2 separate regions of the Homo sapiens genome follow, and region 1 is linked to region 2. A link is a loop called in an ENCODE intact Hi-C map of the cell type or tissue named here. Cell type or tissue: spleen. All regions are shown on one strand. Links, peaks and the distances in the headings refer to the core of each region. The heading gives the core; the rest is flanking DNA. Region 1 overlaps TBC1D2B (TBC1 domain family member 2B). Region 2 overlaps SH2D7 (SH2 domain containing 7).

Region 1 (10,745 bases), core at 1,181-9,180, 74 kb after region 2:
CACATGCTCCCAGGGGCCCACATATCAGAAGGGCCATCGGTGTATGACACTGTTCCATGGAAATCACTGCGGTCATGAGAGGACCAGTGGCTTTGGCCTGTAGACTCGGAGACCTTTCACCATGACTCAGCATGGCAAGCTGAGGCTCAGAGAACTTTAATGTCTTGTCCAGGGCCACCAAGGGAGCAATTGGGCCATGTCTCCGGTTGTATTTAGAGTTGGGGGCTGAGGAAGGGCACCTGTCTGCATCCTGTGCCTGTGCTGGGTCCACCTGTTGCAGGGACCCAATTCTAAGGGACCTGAATCAATTCAATCGACTGCCTCAGCCTTTCAGAGGCTTCTCATTGCCTTAGGCTGAAGGCTGTGCTGCTGAACATGGCCTTCAGGGTCCCGTGGGGTCTGACCCCTGTCATTTCCTCTGTTGCAGGCCCACTTGACTTCTTTCAGTTCTTCAGGTGTATGTCTTCCCAACAGGCCCTGCCTCAGGCTGTCCCATTGCAGGGAGGGCTCTGTCTTCTCTGGTTACTTCTGCTCATTCTTCAGAGAAGCCTTCTCTGTTCCTCCCACTCCTCACTGCCGTGCTTCTCCTTCATAGCCCTGTAGTTTCTGTATTTCTTTGTGTACTTGTCTGTGGTCCAGCTCTCTTGCAAGGCTGGGAGCTCCATGGGGCAGGGACCCTATCTGTCTTGTCTCTGGTTTACCCCAGCACCTCACACTGCCTGGCTCATGGTGGGTGTCCAGCACCGACTTGAGGAAGAGTGATGAGGGAAGGCTCCAGACCCTTCCAGGGGCAGAGTTGCTCTGCTGCTCTTGCTCCCGCTGCTTGGGGGCTTCTCATCCTCTGCCCTTTATACTCGTGGGGGGGTCTGCCCACACCCACCTGCCCTTGTGCCACACTCCCTTCCCTAGCAGGACGACAGTTCCTCTCAGCACTTTTCTTTCTGTTTGGCTTCCTGGGCAGGATGTTACCTTCTGACACAGCATTGTTCACTTTTTTGACTGGGAACTGACAGCAGAAAATACACATCTTTGTATGTAAATGTATACTGTTGTTATGTAAATAAAACTGAAAGAAAAATTCCACTGCTACATGTAGTAAAGCTAAGTAGTATTTTCTCTTCTAATACTAAAAAAATGCTTGTCATGACCCTCAAAATTGATTTCCTCACTCCTTAATTGATGTCCTGGCCCCCAGTGGGTCATCACCTGCATTTGAGAAGCCCGTTCTGCAGGACTGCCTGGCTGGGCAGCTGGCCCTCCCTCCCACCCTGCTGCATCTTCCTCTCCCCTCCACTATGGGATGGGGCTGAGGATGTTCCCTTGGGTAAGAGGCTGTCCCTCCCCGCTGTCAGCTGTTTAAGGTTCTTCAGGAAGACAGGCAGGCGAGCCCGTGAGTCCTGCCACAGGGGCTGTAGGGTGCGGTTCAAGGCTGAACCCAGTATGTCACGGCCTACCTGGGCACACCAGGAAGAAGTGCTTATTCTTTGCAGTGTGGGTTGTGGGAGAGGCCGGTGATGGTTTTGCTGTGAAGATGAGTTTTGGCTTAAAGGGCTTGAGAGATGGAGAGGGACTGTCCAAAGGGGAATGCAAGTGCAAGGACACCCATGCAGAGGCAAGGAAGTCAGAACAGGGTGTGTCTCAAGAGTGGCATGGGTTCTGGTGCCAGGTGCGTAGGGTGCTAAGGGGGTGAGGATAGAAGAGGAGCTGAGGAGGCCAGGGACTCCCAGGGTGAAGGGGTGGGGGTGTCTGCCCTTTGGACAGTAGGGAACCTGTGGAGCTGTACCTGTCTGAAAGTTCTACAGTAAGAATATTGTTTCTTAGATGTTTGGTTTCTTTGAGGCTGTGCATGTTTATTAGGTGTTTGCTCTGATGTCTTAAAATTGGAAGGGTGATGTACTCATCTGTCCAGGTAAATGTCTAGAGTATTTTGGAAACTGTCTTTCTGATGACACCTTTCCAGGTCCTCAAGACCAAAAGACATCATATCAGAAGTAAATATATTCTGACTTTGGACGTTAATGCTCCAAACTTGAATGCCAGCTGAAGCCTGGACCACAACAGAAAGCAGCCTCTCGAAGTCCTTGGTTTGAAGGACGATAGCTTACTAGAGAGTAATTGTGTTAATTTGCTCTGGCTGCTATAACAAGTGACCATAACACTGGTGGCTTAAAACAGCACCTATTTATTGTTTGATAGTTTGGGAGGCCAGAAATTCAAACTCAGCTTCACTAGGCCTAAGTTAAGGTGTTGGCAGGACTGCTTTCTTCAGAGGCTCCAGGGCAGAGTTAGTTCCTGGCCTCCTTCAGCTTCTGGTGGCTGCTGGTATTCCTTGGCCTGTGGCTGCCTTGCTCTAAATCACTGCTTCCTTGGCCACATTGCTGTCTCCTCTTCTGTAGTTGAATCTAGGCCCACTCCCCAGATAACGGTGTTAATCCATTCGTGAAGACTGAGCCTTCATGGCCTAATCACCTCTTAATGGTCCCACCTCTTAATACCGTCACAATGATTATTACATTTCAACATGAGTTTTGGAGGAGATATTCAAACCATAGCAAGTGACCTGGCTTGCAGGCCTGCCACCTGACAGCTTCCCCATTTGGCCTGCCTTCTTAGTTGTGTGTTTGTACTTCATTGCAATAAGCGTGCATGCGTATAAAAAGAAAAATCAATCATTGCTGAGGGGTACACAGTTAAAAATGAAAGTCCTTTTAAGTCCACTTCCCAGAAGTCACCACTAGAACTGAAGGTACTTATGTCTGCACCCTGAACTTCGCTCTGTGTGTATGTGACTTAGAGGGATTGTACAGTATCCACTATGTCAGTGCATAGCTACTTCAGGGACTTAGAATGCTCACTCTTCGCTCAGACATGGCTTATCTGTATTTACCATGTCATGAGGCCCACTTGCACCAAAGCTGTGCTCTCACCAGCAGATGGGTCAGGAGGGGTCAGCAGTGGTGGAGAGTGTAGGGCCACCTGCCATGCCCCTTTGAGCTGACACATTATATAGGCACTTATCTGGAATGTCCAAACTTGTTAGCCCTTACTAGAGCTCTTGTTCTAACAGAATTCGGTTATAGGAATGTGCCCTAAGTTATTTAAGCAGTTTCCTAGCCATGGACATCTGCTTGTTTCTACTTTTCTGTCATTTCAAATAGCATTGTTCTGATATTCTTGTACATACGTCTCTGTGCCCTTGTGAGAATATATTTGAGGAATTAATTTGTAGAGGAGGAAATACTGAGTCAGCTTTATTGAGATGGCTGTTGCCAGTCAGAGGAAACCCCCCCACACAACCTCCTCCCTGCCCCGCCACCTTTGTTTCCCTTAACAGGGCCTGTAGTCTGGAGGGAGGGAAGGAGCTGGAAGCAGTGGTAGCCTGCTTCCCTCCTGTGCACAAAGTCCTGGCAAGTGCAAACCTCTGCCTTGGCAGTGTCGTCCACCTGCTGAAGAGGTTGTGGTTTTGCCTGAAACCTGGCTGTGCAGGCGGTTTGTGGAGGGGTTAACTTGGAAGAAATTTGATGGAACATTTCCCAACAATTCTGTCAACTTGTAAATTCTAGCTTGTTATCAGAATCCAAACGAATGTCGAACGAGTTATTACTGTTTTAGTTAGACATTTTAAACTGTGCAGACCTCCACCGGAAAGAGGTTTTCTTAACGATGATACAGATTGCTGGTGTTTGTTTTAAAAAGCTCAGGCTGACCACTGCCCCTGACAAGGTGCTGTTTTGCTGCTTCGTGGTGCCTCACTTTCTATTTCAGATCAGAGCAGCTGAGTGTTTATAGGTGGGCACCTGGCACGCTGCCTGGGAGAACACAGTAGGCCTCTCAAAGATCTGTCAAATGAGACTGCGGTCTTTAAACAGCAAATACTGTCATAGAACAGCCTCTAACACCAGCTAAAAAAACGCCTCCATTTAAACCAGCTGTGAACTCCTCATGGAGTACACAGGCAGGACACGTAGTTGCCACCGAGGCCTCTGTGGGCCAGAGCAGACAGGGTGAGTGTGTCTGAGAAGTCTGCACTGTAATGACCCCCTTGTTGCACAGTCCTAGAATTGGGTTTTGCCACATAAGAGCAAAAACAGGAATTGGCTATATACTGTTTCAGCTTCAAGAGGCTTTCACTTTGAGCCTGATTCCATTTCTCTCTTATCCAGGACTTGACAAGTAGCACCGCACCTCCAGCAAGGCTGTCCCTCAGCTGCAGGTGAGAGCACGGCAGCGTACGACTCAGGCTTGCAACAGGCTGGAAACCCAAAACCGCGGTGGGAGGAAGGAGGGTGTGTGGCAGTTCTAAGTCACTGAAATTACTGTTCTCTCTCCCCAGGCCGTGTGGGGGTGTCCCTGCTCTTATTTCTCTTTCCTGCATTCACCCTTTAGGAACCAGAGCTGAGGAGCACAGTTTGACAGCTAGGGCAAATGGTAAGGAGAATTTAACTCCTAAAATTGACGGTGGTGGTAGTCACATGCCACCTGAGGGAAGGCTCCTGTGAGATCCTTGCTGTAGGCAGGGCCACTGAAAAGTCATGGTGCAGTGGGTCCAGCGGTGTCCCAGTGCCCTGTGAAGTGATGAACCAGTCATGTCAAAAAAATGAACAGAAGTATAGCCAGCATTTGTGAGAGTTTTCTTTTTGAGCAGCTATTTTGAAATAGTTTTCTCTACAATTTTATAATTTTTATAAAATCAGACTTTATACAGTATCTTGCTCATTGGGTTACCATGGGGAATTGACTAGAATCCTTCTATGCAGTTGTCTGTGAAGATGTGTGGCACAGTGCCAGGCTCTAGAAGAGACAGGAAATAAATAGCACGTGCAAGATGCTATACGTCGTTTACCAGCTCCGTGTTGGTCCTAAGTAAATAAACTATGAGAAAGTGAGTGTCAGTTCTAAACAGGCATAATTGCTGGTTTCTGGTGACTCTTTGTTAAAGCAGTTAGCCAAAGGCCATACATCCATATACTGTGATAGCGTGATGAGAACATAAGCGTGTTATATAATTTCTCTGTATTCTTCTGAATGTTTAAAGTACAAGTAAAAAGGAAAAATGATATGCTTTAAAAAACACATTGAGAAATGACTGTTTTACATGAGAATATCATCTGTCTGATTCAAACTAGAGGTAAAGCCACCTTTTCCCCCCTTTCCTTTAATCCACCTCAGAAAACACCAAATGATACATTTCTTCCTCTTCCTTATTTATTTGCATGTTTATTTTAATAACTTCATTGAGTTATAATTTACCTCCAATAAGTTCACCTATTTTAGGTGAATAGGCTGATGAATTTAAGAAATTATACACAGCGATGTAAACACCTCCATAATAAAGAAAAATAGAACATTTCTACACCTTTAAAAATTCCTTCACGTTCCTTTGCGGTTGATCCCTTCCCTTAATACCCGGCCCTGGGCAACCTCTGATCCGCTTTCCGTCACTATAGCTTTGAGTTTTAAAAATTTTTATATAAATGGAATCATACTCCTTATAGTCTCCTGTGTGTCTTCTTTCACTTAACGTTTTTGGAGACTTACCTATATTGTTTGGTGTTTTCGTATTTTATTCCTTTTATTGCTTTAGGGATAAGGATGGGTCTATTAAGTAAGAGAATATAAGTATGTATGTGTGTGCGTATAAGTAAGGTGGTTCATGTGAGCATGTCCTCTCCTCAGCACTCCACTTACCGACTGCTCAAATGAATTAAGATGTCTCTTCATAATGAACACATGCCTCTTACCTTTTGACAGTTTAACTATAAAAATTTGACTTCCTTTATTTCTTTTGCAAATTAGGGTTATACTTAAAACTTTAAATATTATTTGTATTAGGCAATTTGATTATGATATGCCTTGATACAGTTTTCTTCATGATTTTTGTGCTTGAAGTTTGTTGAGCTTCTTTTGTCTGTGGATTGATGGTTTACATCAGATTTAGAAAAATTTTTGGTCATTATTTCTTCACATACTTTTATTCCATCTCTTCCCCTTCTCGTCCCCTTCAGTGACCGACTCATTGGTCCATCCATCCTTCCTTTTTTTCATTTGTTGTTTTTCTGTTTCATTTTAGGTCATATTTCTGTTTCGTTTTAGGTTGTTTCTATTGCAGGGTCATCCAATTTTCTAGTCTTTCCTTCCACAATACCTACTCTGCTCTTGTTCCCATTTAGCATGTTTTTCATCGTAGGCATTGTAGTTTTATCTTTGGAAATTTTATTTAAATCTTTTTTTTTTAATTTTCTATGTCTCTAAGATGTTTATTCTTTTTTTTCTAGCTTTTAGAACATAAAGAATACAGTTATAACTTTTAGAGTCCCTGTCTGCTAATTTTATCTTTTGTTGTTTCTGGTCTGTTTCTGTTGATTGATTTTTTTTCCTCATTGTGACTTGTACTTCCCACTTCGTGCATGCCTGGTCATTTTTAAAATTGAATACCAGATGTTGTGAATTTTACCTTTTTGTGTGCTGGATATATATATATATATTTTTTTTATTGCTATAAATATTATTGGGCTTTGTTCTCGGATGTATTAAATGACTCTGGAACAGTTTGATCCTTTTGAAGTTTGCTTTTAAGCTTTGCTTGGTAGGATGAGCACAGGCTTTAGGGATACCATCAGTAGCCTTTCTCAGTAATCTTTCTGATGCCCTGTGAATTATGAGGTTTTCCACTCTGACTGGTGAGACTAGGCACTATTCCCGGTCCCGTGTGAGGCTCAGGGATGGTTTCCTTTGCTTCTCTCAGTTGGTTCTCTCCCTGTCCTCGGATAGCTTTCTTACATCGAAGCCACAATCAGTACTCGGTTGAAGACTTGGGGATACCATCTAAGATCTCTGTGACACTCCCTCTGTGCAGCTCTCTTCTCTCTAGTACTCTGCTCTATGAGCTGCAACTGCCTTGAGAGTCTCCACTCTATCTTCTCATCTCAGAGAGATGCTGGGCTCCTCCTGGGTTTTCCCTGCCTGCAGCCTGGCCTGGAAACTGTCTCCAGGCAGTAAGGTGGGCTTACCTCATTGGCTTTCCCTCTCTCAGGATCAGTGTCCTGTGCTGCCTGATGGCCAATATCCAAAAACCATGGTTTCCTGTATTTTTAATTTTTTTTTCAGTTCTTTAGTTTTCACCGGGGAGGGTAAATCTAGTCCTTGTTATTCCATCTTCACTGGAAGCAGAAATCTTAACCTACTTTTTAAAACTTTTAATGAAATATTTTTAGCACACAGACAAGTATATTGATTACTCAGATAGCCATGACTCATTTTTATAGTTTTGTCATATTTCCACTGCATTTTTAAAAACAGAACTTTACTAAAATCCTCTCTCTCTCTCTTTTTTTTTTTTTTTTTTTTTGGAGACAGAGTCTTGCTCTATCGCCCAGGCTGGAGTGCAGTGGGGTGATCTCTTCTCACTGTAACCTCCGCCTCCCAGGTTCAAGTGATTCTTGTGCCTCAGCCTCCCGAGTAGCTGGGACTACAGGTGTGCACCACCACACCCAGCTAATTTTTGTGTTTTTAGTAGAGACAGAGTTTCGCCATGTTGGCCAGGCTGGTCTTAAACTCCTGACCTCAGGTGATATGCCCACCTCAGTCTCCCAAAGTACTGGGATTACAGGCATTAGCCATGGCACCTGGCTAAATCCTCTCTTCTTGATCCTATTCTTCTTTACCTTTACAGAGGTGGCCAATATTCTGTATTTGATAATTGTAATTTATGTGTGGACTTAAAAAAATAGTTTTGCTACATATATATGTATCCATAAGTAGTCTCTGTTAATAGTATAATCTGAAGGTGTAAAACAGTATCATGCTGTACCTATAATTCTTCCATTTTCTTTTTCTTTCAGTGTTTAAAAAATGTTTATCCCTATGATACGTATAGCTTTGGCTGAAATGTACATTCCACAAGAATAATAATCTTGCTGTGTTTTGTTCACTGGGATATTCCAAGCATCTAGAATATTGCCTGGCATGTTGTAGGCTCAATCAATAATTGGTGGATGAATGAGTTAATTTTAAGTGCTGTATAGTACTTGACTATATGAATATGCCACAGTTTATTCTCCTGTTCATGAATGTTTAGGTTGTTGTACCTTTTTATTTTTTTCTAATATGAACAATGCTGCAGTGAATGTTTTTGCTTGTGTCTCCTTGTGCACATATGTAAGAATTTCTTTTAGCAAATACTGGGTGTTAGGGGTAGGCACCTCTTCAACTTAACAGTACCTTGCTGAGTTCCTCTGCATGGTAATAGTATCAATTTATAATCCCACCAGCAGTGTATAAGAATCCCCATTTCGATTGGGTGAGGTGGCTCACGCCTGTAATCCCAGCACTTTGGGAGGCCGAGGTGGGCAGATCACCTTGAGGTCAAGAGTTCGAGCCCAGCCTGGCCAACATGGTGAAACCCCATCTCTACTAAAAATAATTAAAAAAAAAATTAGCTGGGCATGGTGGTGCAGCCTGTAATCCCAGCTACTCAGGGAGGCTGAGGCAGGCGAATTGCTTGAACCCAGGAGGCAGAGGTTGCAGTGAGCCAAGATTGCACCACTGTACTCCAGCCTGGGTGACAGAGGGGGACTCCATTTCAAAAAAAAAAAGGGAATCCCCATTTCTCCGTATCCTCACCAACATTTGGTATCATTAGATATTTAAATTTTTGCCAATCCTATATACATGAGATTACGTTTTGTTTTACTTTTGTTTTTGTTAATAACACATATTGTTTTTCCCAACAGGAATTCGATGTCTTCTTTCCGTCCTGGGAGAGGACATAATGATAGTCGGAGGACTGTGTTTTATACCAATGAAGAGTGGGAACTTTTAGACCCAACCCCTAAGGACCTAGAGGAGTCCATAGTACAGGAAGAAAAGAAGAAGCTGACCCCTGAAGGAAACAAAGGTATCAATGTACTTCCTGTTGTCTGTCATTCTCTGTACTGCCATCTGTTAACCACCAGTGATGTGGAGACACATTATTAGCAGGTATTTCGAGAAGCATAAGGACCAATGGGGGCTTGCATTCTCTTTGTCGGACTTAAAACATAAAGGCTTAAAAAATTATTTAATAAACGTTATAAGAAATAAATGACTGTCTAGTCCAATGGCTCAGTTTTTTGAGGGAGATAGCAGACTTGGAAGTCATGATCCTCTTTATGGAAATACTGATTTTAAAAAACTTTATAGAAATTTGAAATGTACACAAAAGAGAATATAGTCTCATGAATTCTGGTGTACACACATCATCCAGCTTCTACAATGTGAACTATGGTCTCTCTTCTTCCTTCTCCGTCTCTAAGCTCCTGCACCTCCCTGCACCCACTGTCAGCTGGATTATTATTGTAGGCATTAATCCATTGCATCTGCAAATACTTCAGTATGTATCTCTAAGAGATAATGACTCTTTAAAAAAATTATAACTACAACTTCTTTATTATATTTATAGTTACAATAAATCCTTAATATTATTTAATTGCAATCTGCAACTGCATCTGCAAATGCTATAGTATGTACCTCTAAGAGATAATGACTCTTTTAGAAAAATTATAACTGGCCAGGCGTGGTGGCTTACGCCTGTAATCCCAGCACTTTGGGAGGCTGAGGGTGGGCAGATCACGAGGTCAGGAGATCGAGACCATCCTGGCTAACATGGTGAAACTCCATCTCTACTAAAAATACAAAAAAATTAGCTGGGCGTGGTGGGGGGCGCCTGTAGTCCCAGCTACTTGGGAGGCTGAGGCAGGAGAATGGCGTGAACCTGGGAGGTAGAGCTTGCAGTGAGTGGAGATCGCGCCACTGCACTCTAGCCTGGGTGACAGACCGAGACTCTGTCTCAAAAAAAAAAAAAAATTATAACCACAACTTCTTTATTATATTTACAGTTACAATAAATCCTTAGTATTATTTAATTCCTTAATTGTTCCCTAAGTGTCTGTTTACAGCCAGTTTGTTCAAATGAGGATTCAAACAAGACCCACACATTGTATTTAATTGATGTCTTCTTAGGTCTCTTTTAATCTAAACAGCTCCCTGGCTTTTTTTCCCTTCCCCCTCCTTTGCCACATTTGTTGAAGAAACCAGGTCTTCGTGCTGAGGAGTCTCCCACATCTGGGTTTGCTGATTGTATTTCTGTGGGGTCATTTAACATGCTTCTCTGTCCCATGTAATTCCTGTATACGGGCAGTTAGAGCCGGAGGCCTGCCCAGATTCAGGGTTGACTTCTGATTCGACAGGAATGCTGTTTTGGTGGGGAGATGCTGCGTGCTTCCTATCGTATCGCATCTGAAGCCACATCATGTCTGGTTTCTCTCTTTTGATATTAAGATTGATCAGGATTTAGCGTTGTCATCTTGATTCATTCATAAAATTCTCCATCAGCCTTTTTGCCTGATGCTTTTAACATTCATTTACAATCCTAGATTTATTTATTTTATTTATTGAGACGGAGTCTCGCTCTGTCACCCAGGGTGGAGTGCAGTGGCGCGATCTCGGCTCATTGCAACCTCCGCCTTCCGGGTTAAGCGATTCTGCCTCAGCCTCCTGAGTAACTGGTATTACAGGTGCCCACCACAATGCCTGGCTAATTTTTTTATTTTTAGTAGAGACAGGGTTTCATCATGTTGGCCAGGCTGGTCTTGAACTCTTGACCTCAGGTGATTTGTCCACCTCGGTCTCCCAAAGTACTGAGATTACAGCCATGAGCCACCGTGCCTGGCCACAGTCCTAGATTTATTAATTCATTAGGAGAATAT
Region 2 (10,745 bases), core at 1,162-9,161:
CTGGGGTGTGTCACAGGGTCAAGCCACTTAAAAGGAGACCTGGGCTGATCTGGCTTTGGGGGTGGCAGGGCCGGCCCAAGCCTGGGAGATACAGGGTCATACCTAATCCATTCACCAGCAGCCTAGGACATCACTTTAGGCAGGTTACCTACCTCAGCCCACAGTCAATGCCCCTTACACTTGTCCCACCCATGGCAGCACTTAATGGACACAATTTTTGTTTTTAGAGGCAGGGTCTCGCTCTGTTGCCCAGGCTGGAATGCAGTGGGGCAATCATAGCTCACTGCAGCCTCCAACTCCTGGGCTCAAGCTCAAGTGATCCTCCAGCCTCAGCCTCCCAAGTAGCTATGACTGAGCCACGATATCCAGCTAATTTTTTTTTCATTTTTGTAGAGACAGGGTCTTGCTGTGTTGCCTAGGCTGGTCTCAAACTCTGGGCCTCAAGTGGTCCTCCCACCTCAGCCTCCCAAAACACTGGGTTTACAGGCATAGGCCACCACATGCAGCTCACAATGTCATCTAAATACAATTTGTACCTGTCTTGGGATGGGGGGCTATTCTCTGGGATGACAGGGACCTGGACAAGTGGACATAGGGCAAAGAAAGACTGAATAATGGGCAGGGGGCGGGGAGGAAGGGAGCTTCCAAGTGAGACAGTGCCAGGATGCCTTACACCTTTGAGGGTCCATGCAGCTTGTTGAGGTGGGCTTGATTTCCTGGAGGCTGGGACAGGAGCTAGGGACCTGACCCATCAGTGAGGAGGGAGGGCCAGGCCCACCAGGGTAGCAGCCTGGGTCCCGATGGCCCCCAGTTAGAGAGTTTATGGGTGACCCATTCATAGGGGCTTCCTGAGGGTGTGAGGACTGCTGAGAGCTCTCCCAGAGAGACCCAACCCTCAGGGCTTAAGTTGGGGTGGTGGGGCCACGAAGTGGGCCCAGGCTTTGATGGACCCTCAGGAGTGTAAGGGGGAAGAGTGGCTAAGAGTTTCTGCTTGGATTTCCCATCTTGGGCTCAACCCATGGCCCTTGATGCTCCCTAGTTATGTGGCCTTAGACAAATCACTCTTAACCTCTTCAGCCCTGTTTGCTGAGCAGTAAGCTGGGGTCAGGATGCATCTGTCTGCACAGTGATGTGGAGGAGGATTAAATTAGGTGATGTGTTAAGTGCTTAGCACAGTATCCTGAGCATAGAAAACCCTTATGAGAGCCCAAAGGAGAAAAAATTAAAAGATTTGGACCCAGGCCCAAGGAGTGATGGTGGTGGTGCTGATGGGGTGGGTGTGGTGGAAATAGGGAGGCCTGGACACAACCTGGTTATCAGCACAGAGGTCTGGGCAGAACTCACCTCCCTCCCAACTTCACACCCTGTGGGCAGAGCAGAGAGCCTCCCATTGGCCCCTTACCTGGTCCTGGCTGAGGATGTTCTGCAGAGGCAGAGGCCTAGGCAGGACAGCACCGGGCTGCTGGGGCTTAGGGATGGCACCCCCTCCAGCGCTTTTTCTCTGCTTTCCTCCAAGGCTGCATTCGCGATTCTATGAGCTGGCCCCCAACCTCGTCCCAATGGACTACAGGAAGAGCCCCATCGTCCACGTGCCCATGAGCCTCATCATCCAGATGCCAGAGCTCCGGGTATGTGCAGGACCTCTTGCTGGCGAGCAGGGGATCTGTGCCTCTGGACCAGCAGCAGAGGCCCCCAGGTCTAGGCTGAACCCAGCTCCACCCTTTGTGTCTGCGTGGCTCTGAGCAGATCACAGAACCTCTCTGTGCCTCAGTTTCCTCATCTGTACTCTGAATAAATAAGCTATGTGGGCTCTGTAAGGGTGCTGTACATCAGTGGCCACCCAACTGCAGGCCATGGGCTTGTGCTCATTTGCTTGTCCCTTTGTTAAGTGGCCCCAAGCCTGCTGTAGTTGGCAGACCTGTGTCTGCTTTGTTAGATAACTTTTCTGTCTCCCCGTTGTCTGGCTGTGGCTTCTCACTGAGGTCAGCATGGTGGTCATCCATAGCATCATTTCTCAGACTTTAACGTACCTGTTAAAATTTAATTTTAAACTCCCCAGGGATCTTGTCCAAATGCCAATTCAGGCTCAGTACATGTGGAGTAGAGTCAGGATTCTGCTTTTCGAGCAAGTTCCCAGGTGAGACTGATGCTGCTGATCCTCAGACCATATATATCTGAATGTTTCGTTTCATGAGTTCCTTATCCATAATATGTAAAGTGCATTCAGCATTAAGAAGGCATTTGGGGCACAACTCCCCATTGCAGTGGGACTTCGTCAGTAGCCCCTTGCCAGGCCTGGGATGTGTGGCTTGAAGGTGGAGTCAGAGTGCTATATGGCATCCACTTGGGGCCTGCACTCTGGTTGTGACCTCAGTCCTGAGAGACAATGGGCCCCAGGCTCAGCCCTGGACCAGCACCCCGTCTGGCCCAGCAAGGGGCTCAAGAGCAAGCTCAGAGGGTTGCTGGAGCAGGTGAGACACTCATGGGTAGGACCCAAGTGGTCTGTCTCTGAGCCTCCCGCACTGGCCTGGGCTGGGCACGGAATGGCGCTAGCCAAGCGCTAGCTCAGTTGGGATGGAAGGGCTGCAGGATGAGTGATTTGGGGATCTAGGAAGGCATCCGTGTACAGCTCCCTGGGAGAGGCAGCATCCAAGGTGGTCTAGGGGAGAATTCACAGGAGCAGAGTGACAGCAGACCTGGGCCTGAACTGGCTGTATGGCTCTTGCTGCTTGACTGGTCCAGTTATCTGACCCCACATCCACCTCCCACGATCCTGGCCTGACACGGCCTGAGCTGAGGGCCACCAGTGCCCTGGGCTGTCATCTTCTTCTGCTGGGGACAGAGCCCTACACATCCAGGCAGAGCCTCTGTGTGCTCTTCTGGGTAACAGGACGAATCTGTGCTTCTGCTTCTGCTTCAGATGAGGCAGTGCCTCCAGTGATAACACACTGGCTGTGCTCAGCATTTTTTTTTTTTTTTTTTTTTGGAGACATGGTCTTGCTCTGTCGCCCAGGCTGGAGTGCAGTGGGACGATCATGGCTCACTGAAGCCTCAAACTCCTGGGCTCAAGTGATTCCTCCACCTCAGTCTCCCAAATAGCGGGACTACAGGCGTGCACCACTGTCCCTGGCTGTGCCCATCTTAATGATGTGACATGACCCAGTAGAATGCTTCCTGAGCTCTTACATGTGCCGGGCCTGGTACCAACACCTTACATACTTTAGCTCATTTAATCCCATCACAACCCAATTAAGAAGGTGTTATTATTATTCCCTTTTTACAGATGGGGAAACCGAGGCTCAGAGGGATTTGGTCACTCCTCCAGGGTCACACAGGCTGTCCACAGTCTGGCTCCGGGGCCCTCCTGCTTATCCTGCACCCACAGTGATTGCTGTGTGTGTTTTCTTCAGGAGAATCCCTTCAAAGAAAGGATCGTGGCGGCGTTTTCCGAGGATGGTGAGGGGAACCTCACTTTCAACGACTTTGTGGACATGTTTTCCGTGCTCTGCGAGTCGGCTCCCCGAGAGCTCAAGGCAAACTATGCCTTCAAGATCTATGGTAACCAGGGCTAGAGGAGGGGGCCTGAATATGCGGTGGGGGAACATGTGGGGCCCTTAGGCTGTCTGGTTACTACTGGCTCCTGCCCTAGGGACACCAAGAACAGTGAAGCTGATCTGTCCTCTGAAGAGTGCCTGTCCAGTGGGGTGGCCAAGGGAGACGATCAGTCCCTGAGAGACATCTGTGAGGGTCCTGAGAACGAAGGAGGGAGGGACTCACCCATCCCAGGTCGGGTGGTTAGTGTGAGAGGGGTCCCAGGCATGACCTTTAAGCAGGGACTAGCAGAGGCTTGGACTGGAGAAGAGGGGGCTGGCAGACCTGACAGAGGGCGCAGCCCATGCAGACACAGGGAAGCGCAGAGCTTGATAAGGAGATGGGAGGAACTTGGAAGGTGGTGGGACAGGGGGCGGTATGAGTCTGGAGAGAATCTGGGGCCAGGCTGTGGGAGCCAGCCACAGAGTTTGGACCTAGTGATCCAGACACCAGGGCCACTGCAAGGTTTCCAGTGAGGAAGGGCAGCTCTGTTTTCTAGAAGGATCACTCAGCAGCTTTGAGGTGTAAAATGGAGGAGCCAGAGAGGCTGCCTAGGCCATGGTGGTAAGGCCAGGCCTGCAGGGGGGCCTCTGGAGCCCCCCCGAATACTGCCTGAGGTAGGGCCACCTGGATTCACCCCGCCCAGCTCTGCCCTCAGGCTGGCTGTCTCACCAGCCACCAGAGGGCGGCGGGCACTCATGAGCCAAGGACTCATGCTTCTCCCACAGCCACAGGGAGAAAACTTCATACCCACGAGCTCACCCCCTCTGCTGGCCTGACAGACCCATGGGGACTGGTGTCAAATCCTCAGATAGACCTCAGTTGAGATGCCTAAGGCCTAGGAAGGGGCTGGGACCCAACTTGGACCTGAAGAGTCAAGGTCAAAGCTCCTGTCCTCAGCACGTTTGATCAGACACTGGATCCCAAAGGCAGCAGGGCCTATCAGGGGCTGACATTTTGCTTTCTTTTTTCTTTTCTTTTCTTTTTTTTTTTTTTTTTTGAGACAGAGTCCCACTGTCGCCCAGGCTGGAGTGCAATCGTGTGATCTCGGCTCACTGCAACCTCTGCCTCCCGGGTTCAAGCGATTCTCTTGCCTCAGCCTCCCAAGTTCAAACGATTCTCCTGCCTCAGCCTCCTGAGTAGCTGAGATTACAGGTGCCCGCCACTACACCTGGCTAATTTTTGTAATTTTAGTAGAGATGGGGTTTCACCATGTTGGTCAGGCTGGTCTCGAACTCCCGACCTCAGGTGATCTGCCTGCCTTGGCCTCCCAAAGTGCTGTGATTACAGGTGTGAGCCACCACGCCCAGACTGACGTTTCACTTTCTAGTTATCATGTTTATTTCAGAGGACTTTGGTTTCTGTCTGTGCACCCACGTTTTGCTTGCATATTAGAAAGAAAATACCTGCCAGTCTGCCCTCCACAAACTATGCCCACATGGCTCATGTAAAAAGCTTCTCAGATTCCACCCAACATCCGCCCGGTCTTGGACCCCATAGCATTGCTCCTGGGACGGGCTGCTGTCTGCCCAAGACAGGGGCGTGCAGATCGCATGGACCGGGTGGGCACAGGAATACATGGAAGAACTGTGGCTTCCTTGCTGCTCTAGGCTGGGGGTGGAGTGGGGAGAGGCAGCCAGGGCCCTCCTAGTCTGGCGCTGGGGAGGCCTGGGGCCTCATTTGCAACAATGATCATCTCACTTCTGAGCCTCAGTTTACTCAGGTTAAATGGCCACAGGAATTCAGCCAGCCAGCCAGCAAATCTTTCCAGAGATTTGCTATGTCCCATGCCATGGGCAGAGATGAATACTCCCTGACGCATACCCTAGAGTTGTGCCCAGGCCTCTGCAGAGATAGACAGGGCAGAGTCACCCCAAGAGCTTGGGCTCTAGGGTCCAACAATGACCGGGATGTGACCTCAGGCAGGTACCTCTCCTTTTCACCTCCCTGTTTCTTTTTTTATTTTTGAGATAGAGTCTCGCTCTGTCAACGAGGCTGGAGTGCAGTGGTGCGATCTCAGCTCACTGCAAGCTCCGCCTCCTGGGTTCACGCCATTCTCCTGCTTCAGCCTCCTGAGTAGCTGGGACTACAGGCGTCCACCACCACGCCCGGCTAATTTTTTTTTTTTTGTATTTTTAGTAGAGACGGGGTTTCACCGTGTTAGCCAGGATGGTCTCAATCTCCTGGCCTCGTGATCCACCCACCTCGGACTCGCAAAGTGCTGGGATTACAGGCGTGAACCACCGCGCCTGGCCACCTCTCTGTTTCTTCATGTGTATAGTGGAGATTCAATTGTGCCTGCCTCATAGTTTTGTTTTGAAAATTAAATGAGAAAGAGCATATAATGCTCACATGATGGGTCTTTGTCACTACCATTAATGTCAGAGTTTGCCAATGGGCAACAGAAGCTCATTTGCGGGGAAGAGGACCCTTATCGCTAGAAAGCCCCGCCACTGGGAGGTGATGTGTGAGCCAAAATTTGAAGGATGACCAGGAGTTTGCTGGGAAGGGACCCCAGGCAGAAGAAACAGCACATGCGCAGATCTGGTAGTTGGGCTCAAAATGTAAGAAGAGAGAGTTCACTTTGATGTGGCCAGGCATGGCTCGGTCCTCTGAACCATTTTGCTGTGCTTTGGGGCAGTGGTAGTGCCTTTTGCTGGGTAGAATCAAACCATGTTCCCTGCTCTGTGTGCACAAAGGCCAGGCACAGGCCCCTCTCTAAGGGTCTTTTGATTTTGAGTCTCCTGACCCACCGTGTCTTCTGGTCACACACCACTGAGGCAACGGGGTGCAGTTTAGAAAACATGGGTCTTAGAGTCCCATAGGCCCTAGTCAGAATCCCTGCTCCATCTCCGAGTGGCTCTCCCACCTTGATTCAATCGCATGGCCTTTTTGGGCCTTAGTTTCCTTAGCTCTAGAAGTCTAAAGGGAACACTGGGTCCACTGTGGGCTAAGGCCAGGAAGGGCTATCTGGCCTAAGCCTGAAGTTCTCAGGAAACCTCAGATTTGGACTTTTGACCTGCTTCAGGATGTGGTTTAGTCATTGTGGGGTTGTTGTTGGTGGTGGATGTGGGTGTTTAAGCGATGCCTGGTGGGTAAGCCCTCTTGGGGGCAGGGATCCAGTATCCCAAGAGTGTGCATGGAGATGCTCTGGGGACATCAGAAGCTGGTGGAGGTAGTGGGGCCAGCTAGGAGGAAGAGCTATAGTGTAGGGGTCCCTGGGTGCACGCAGCCTGGACTTGAACATGTCCAACCCCTGCCCTACAGACTTCAACACTGACAACTTCATCTGCAAGGAGGACCTGGAGCTGACGCTGGCCCGGCTCACTAAGTCAGAGCTGGATGAGGAGGAGGTGGTGCTTGTGTGCGACAAGGTCATTGAGGAGGCTGACTTGGACGGTGACGGCAAGCTGGGCTTTGCTGACTTCGAGGACATGATTGCCAAGGCCCCTGACTTCCTCAGGTGCTGCCACTACAGGGGCCGGGCTTGGGCAGGGCAGAGCAGGGCAGGCCGGGATGTTGGGGCTGAGGCCCCTATCACTCGCTATTTGTGAGCAGTGGTGTGCGGCCAGGAAGCAGGAGGTCACGTTCAAGCCACCCTTGCCCTAGACGTGTGACTGGCCTTTGTCCCCTGCAGGGGGAAGGTTGAAGACCTGGGGGCCCCTTCAGTGATAAGTGGGGGCAGAACTCCCTGGGCACCGCTGTTCCTCCGTCTTCCCCCAGTGTTGATTACCTGCATCCACTATGCAGGGTTCCCTAATGAGGCACTGTCCAGCATGGGGCTGGGGCCTGCTGTGCTTTTCCCTGAGGAGCCTTTACCTGCCCGACCCAGGGCCTCTCACCCTCTCTTGCCCTTTCTCTCTTTCTAGCACTTTCCACATCCGGATCTGAGGACACTGCCGAGGCTGTAGGGGCCTAGAAGTCCACCATCCTGCCCTGCAGTCACATGGGTGTGGCCTCCAAGCTCCCCAGGAAAGCAGTGGCAGCCTCTGGGGTTTACACCACAAATATATCCTGTGGCCCTTTCAGCAAAAAAAAAACCTTAACCAGGAAGGGGGCCTGTGAAGGTTAGGACCCTTCCCACAGCCCCGCTGTGGTCCAGCCCCGGGACCCATGGCCTCTCTCCAGGCCCTCCGCACCCCGCCCCATGCCCCAGTCCTTTCCTACTCCAGAAATGCTCCCCACCCCCCCAAAGAGGGAAAAGCAGATAACCCAACAGGAGGTGGTGGGGTCTGACGTGTCCAAGTGCTGGCAGACACCCTGGTCACCCAGGACAGAGCGGAAAAAAAAAAAAGAGGTCAGGGTTTTAACGAGCTATGCAATCTTTTTCCAAAACCCAAGGTTGGGCTGCTTCCCACCCCTGCCTGTTCCCCTTCTCCCGGCCTCCTTCACAATGTGAAGCTGTGGGTGCAGTGGGCCCAAGGGCTCTTGCTCCTGTCTCTGCCTCTGGGTCATGAGTACCACCCTGCCTGCCTCCCCAACACCGTGGAATCCTCACTGGTGTGCTGTCCACAGATTTGTGAACTCCTGGTAGTAAAACACTTTTGCATCCCTTTGCTCTCCATGTATGCTAATGTTAGGAAATGTTTGAGGGTACCTTTGCTTCTGATCCTTGAAATCCCACCATTGGTGTCTCACCTCTCGGCATTAGGCAGTGCCTCCTGCTTTAGGCACTAACTTTGATTTCAGTGCGTGTGCCATCGGGAGGAAAACACATTCATGCCCCGAACCTTCCGTGAATTCCCTGACAGTATCTCTGGTTAACATTTGGGAGTGCTAACCACTCAGGCACAGGGACAGTTGCTTCAGTCTCAATCCTTAAACCCCCAAGGAGGGAGGGACTCTTACAGGCCTATATTTCAGGAAAAGCTGCATAGCCAAGTGGTCACTAAGAGTAGATTTCCCACAAATGCAACCTGAGCCCGCTCTGCCCAGGGTCAGGGCAGGGAGGAGGGGCACGTATGGTGTTCTCTCTGGAGATGATCAGTCCTGTTTTCTGCATCCCAGGCCTGGGGGTTGTTGGGAGTGGGGTAGCAAGCCAGCTGTCCACCCTTATAGAGAAGGGGACATGTGGATAGGAAGGGAAGTGACACACAAAACAGGAAGTTTCCTGAGGGACAGAGTTCCAGGAAGAGCCAGCCTGACCTGAGGGTACAGCTGGAGCGAAGAGGCCTGAAGCAGAGGATGTGGCTTCTGGCCCTCCCCTCCTTTTCGCTGATGGGGCCGCAAGGAGGGGAACTGGTTTTGTTCTCGGTAGCAATTGCATGATGTCACTTGGCCAGTTAGAAAGGTGTCTGTGCTAGCACACAGCCTGCCACACATTCGGTAAGTGCTCAGTAGTGGGAGGCAGGTTCAGTCAGTCTGCCTGGGCCTCAGCATGCTTATCTGGGAAATGGGGGTGGTGACCCCTGCCTTTGGCCAATCTCATTCCTCTCCAGTCCCTCCTGTGCATGGATGGGAGGCACAAGGAAAGCAGGACATAGCCAGGAGCTGCAGGCACCTGCAAGGTCCTCTTCCACCTGCTCTCAGGCAGGCACCTCGGCTGTCTCGGAGCCTAGTTCTGTAGCAGGCTGGATGAGTCTCAAGATCCAAAGGGTGCCTTCAAGTGAGCTGAGGCCTTTGCGATAACCCCTGGCATGGCCTGGGTACCAGGAAACCCACTGGTGGGCTGCCGGATGCCAGGCCCTCAGAATTTGTGCTTCCTGTACGTGAAGAAGAGCCTCCGAAGCTTGTCAGGCTGCAAGGAAGGAGGAGATACTGGGGCCTGGGGTCGCTGGACAGGGAGGGAAAGACCCAGGCTCCGAGGACCCCTCATTGACCTTGGGTTGGGGGCCCAAGCCTAGGACATGAGGCCAGGTTGGAATTCTGATAGTTGATTCCACAAGCCTCTCCCAGTGCCCGAAATCCCACCTTTAGCTCCCCAATTTCAGATGCAGGGTTCACCCTCTTCTGGCTAAGGAGAGAAGGGGAAGAAGGAGGGTAGAAAGGGTGGCGAGCCTCACCTTACCTCCCTGGAGTGCCCTGGTCTCCCCTGACCCACAGCTGGGGGCCTCAGGATGCACTGGTGTCCGAGGTAGGGTGGGGTGAAGCTGTACCCAGGCCCACAGAGATGGGAGAGGACATGGGGCAGCCGCAGGGAAAGAGCAGACATGGGATGTGGCTTCTGAGGGTCTCCACTGCCAGGTCTGTGGTCCCCAGAGAGTGAGGATCTCAAAGGCTGCTATCCATGGGGTGTGTGGGCACAGCCCTGCCCTGAGGGAGGAGCCGTCAGCACTTCCCAGGAAGATCTTTCCACCAGGAGCCCAGGCAGGAAGATCCGCGTGTGCCTGACTGAGATCAGAGGACTTGCCCATGGGGAAGGGACTCTCAGGTTTTATTGTCTCTGGGTATAGGCAGAGTGTAGTTGGGACCGAGGGCTCCAGAGAGTTCATCTGCCTCCCTGAGAACCCTGAACCAGCCCCACTCCTGGCCACCGCTCTCCACACTCCTGGTCCCCTCTCTTCCTTACTTATCAGACCCCTGCAGAAACTGAGAGGGAGGGGAAAGGACCCCTGGTCTGCTGCACAGAAAGCCCTTAGAAGGTCCTGGAAGCCCCCAGCTTACACCCAAATCTAGCAGCTGCCTCTGCCACCAATACCACCACCACCACTACCACCACCACCACCCCAGAGATCCTCAGAATAATAGCTCTGTTCATCAAGAGCCCTCTCTGGGCTGTGTTCTGAGCAGGAGAGGGTGTCTAGCATTATCCTCTGGGCACCTACCCCTGGATACAAGCAGAGGATCAGCCCATTTTACAGATGAGGAAATGGAGGTCCTGGGTGGGGTTGCTAAACAAGAATATAGATGCCAGTTAAATTTAAATTTCGGATAAACAAAGGAATAATTGTGGTATTTAAGACATACTTTAAAATGGTTTTTGTTTTGTTTTGGTTTGGTTTTTTGTTTGTTTTTTTAAACAGGGTCTCACTTTGTCTCCCAGGCTGGAGTGCAGTGGTGCAATCTTGACCCATTGCAACTTTAACCTCCCAGGTTCAAGCCATCCTCCTGCTTCTGCCCCCCAGGTAGCTGAGACTACAGGCCACCACGCCTGGCAATTTTTTGTATTTTTTCATAGAGATGGGATTTTGCCATGTTGCCCAGGCTGGTCTCAA

Evidence for each region. Peaks named below come from ENCODE experiments on the same cell type or tissue, not always from the same donor. Only the 100,000 strongest peaks of a DNase experiment are listed, where the experiment ranks them.
Region 1: a loop joins it to region 2, with 4 times the contacts of the local background. A loop is called at or near these places in 10 of 110 quality-filtered maps.

What each region holds. Positions count from the first base shown.
Region 1 is chr15:78,028,158-78,038,902 of GRCh38, reverse strand. It overlaps TBC1D2B (TBC1 domain family member 2B), which reads left to right. Exons shown (of 13, transcript NM_144572.2): 4 at 8,733-8,896. Among named protein-coding and RNA genes, the nearest start is that of TBC1D2B, 44 kb to the left of the region's middle. RefSeq lists an enhancer at 4,424-4,483. In spleen, for the core only: no CTCF peak of the experiment used is centred there; a DNase peak (open chromatin) is centred at 4,252; H3K4me3 peaks cover 2,318 bases; H3K27ac peaks cover 7,025 bases.
Region 2 is chr15:78,102,048-78,112,792 of GRCh38, reverse strand. It overlaps SH2D7 (SH2 domain containing 7), which reads right to left. Exons shown (of 6, transcript NM_001101404.2): 6 at 8,431-9,328. The coding sequence ends at 9,278. It overlaps CIB2 (calcium and integrin binding family member 2), which reads left to right. Exons shown (of 6, transcript NM_006383.4): 3 at 1,517-1,628; 4 at 3,411-3,558; 5 at 6,859-7,054; 6 at 7,461-8,187. The coding sequence ends at 7,482. Among named protein-coding and RNA genes, the nearest start is that of SH2D7, 15 kb to the right of the region's middle. RefSeq lists an enhancer at 8,696-8,765. In spleen, for the core only: CTCF peaks have their summits at 4,048 and 4,256 (motif pointing right); DNase peaks (open chromatin) are centred at 4,302, 5,152, 7,502, 8,832 and 3 weaker places; H3K27ac peaks cover 2,742 bases.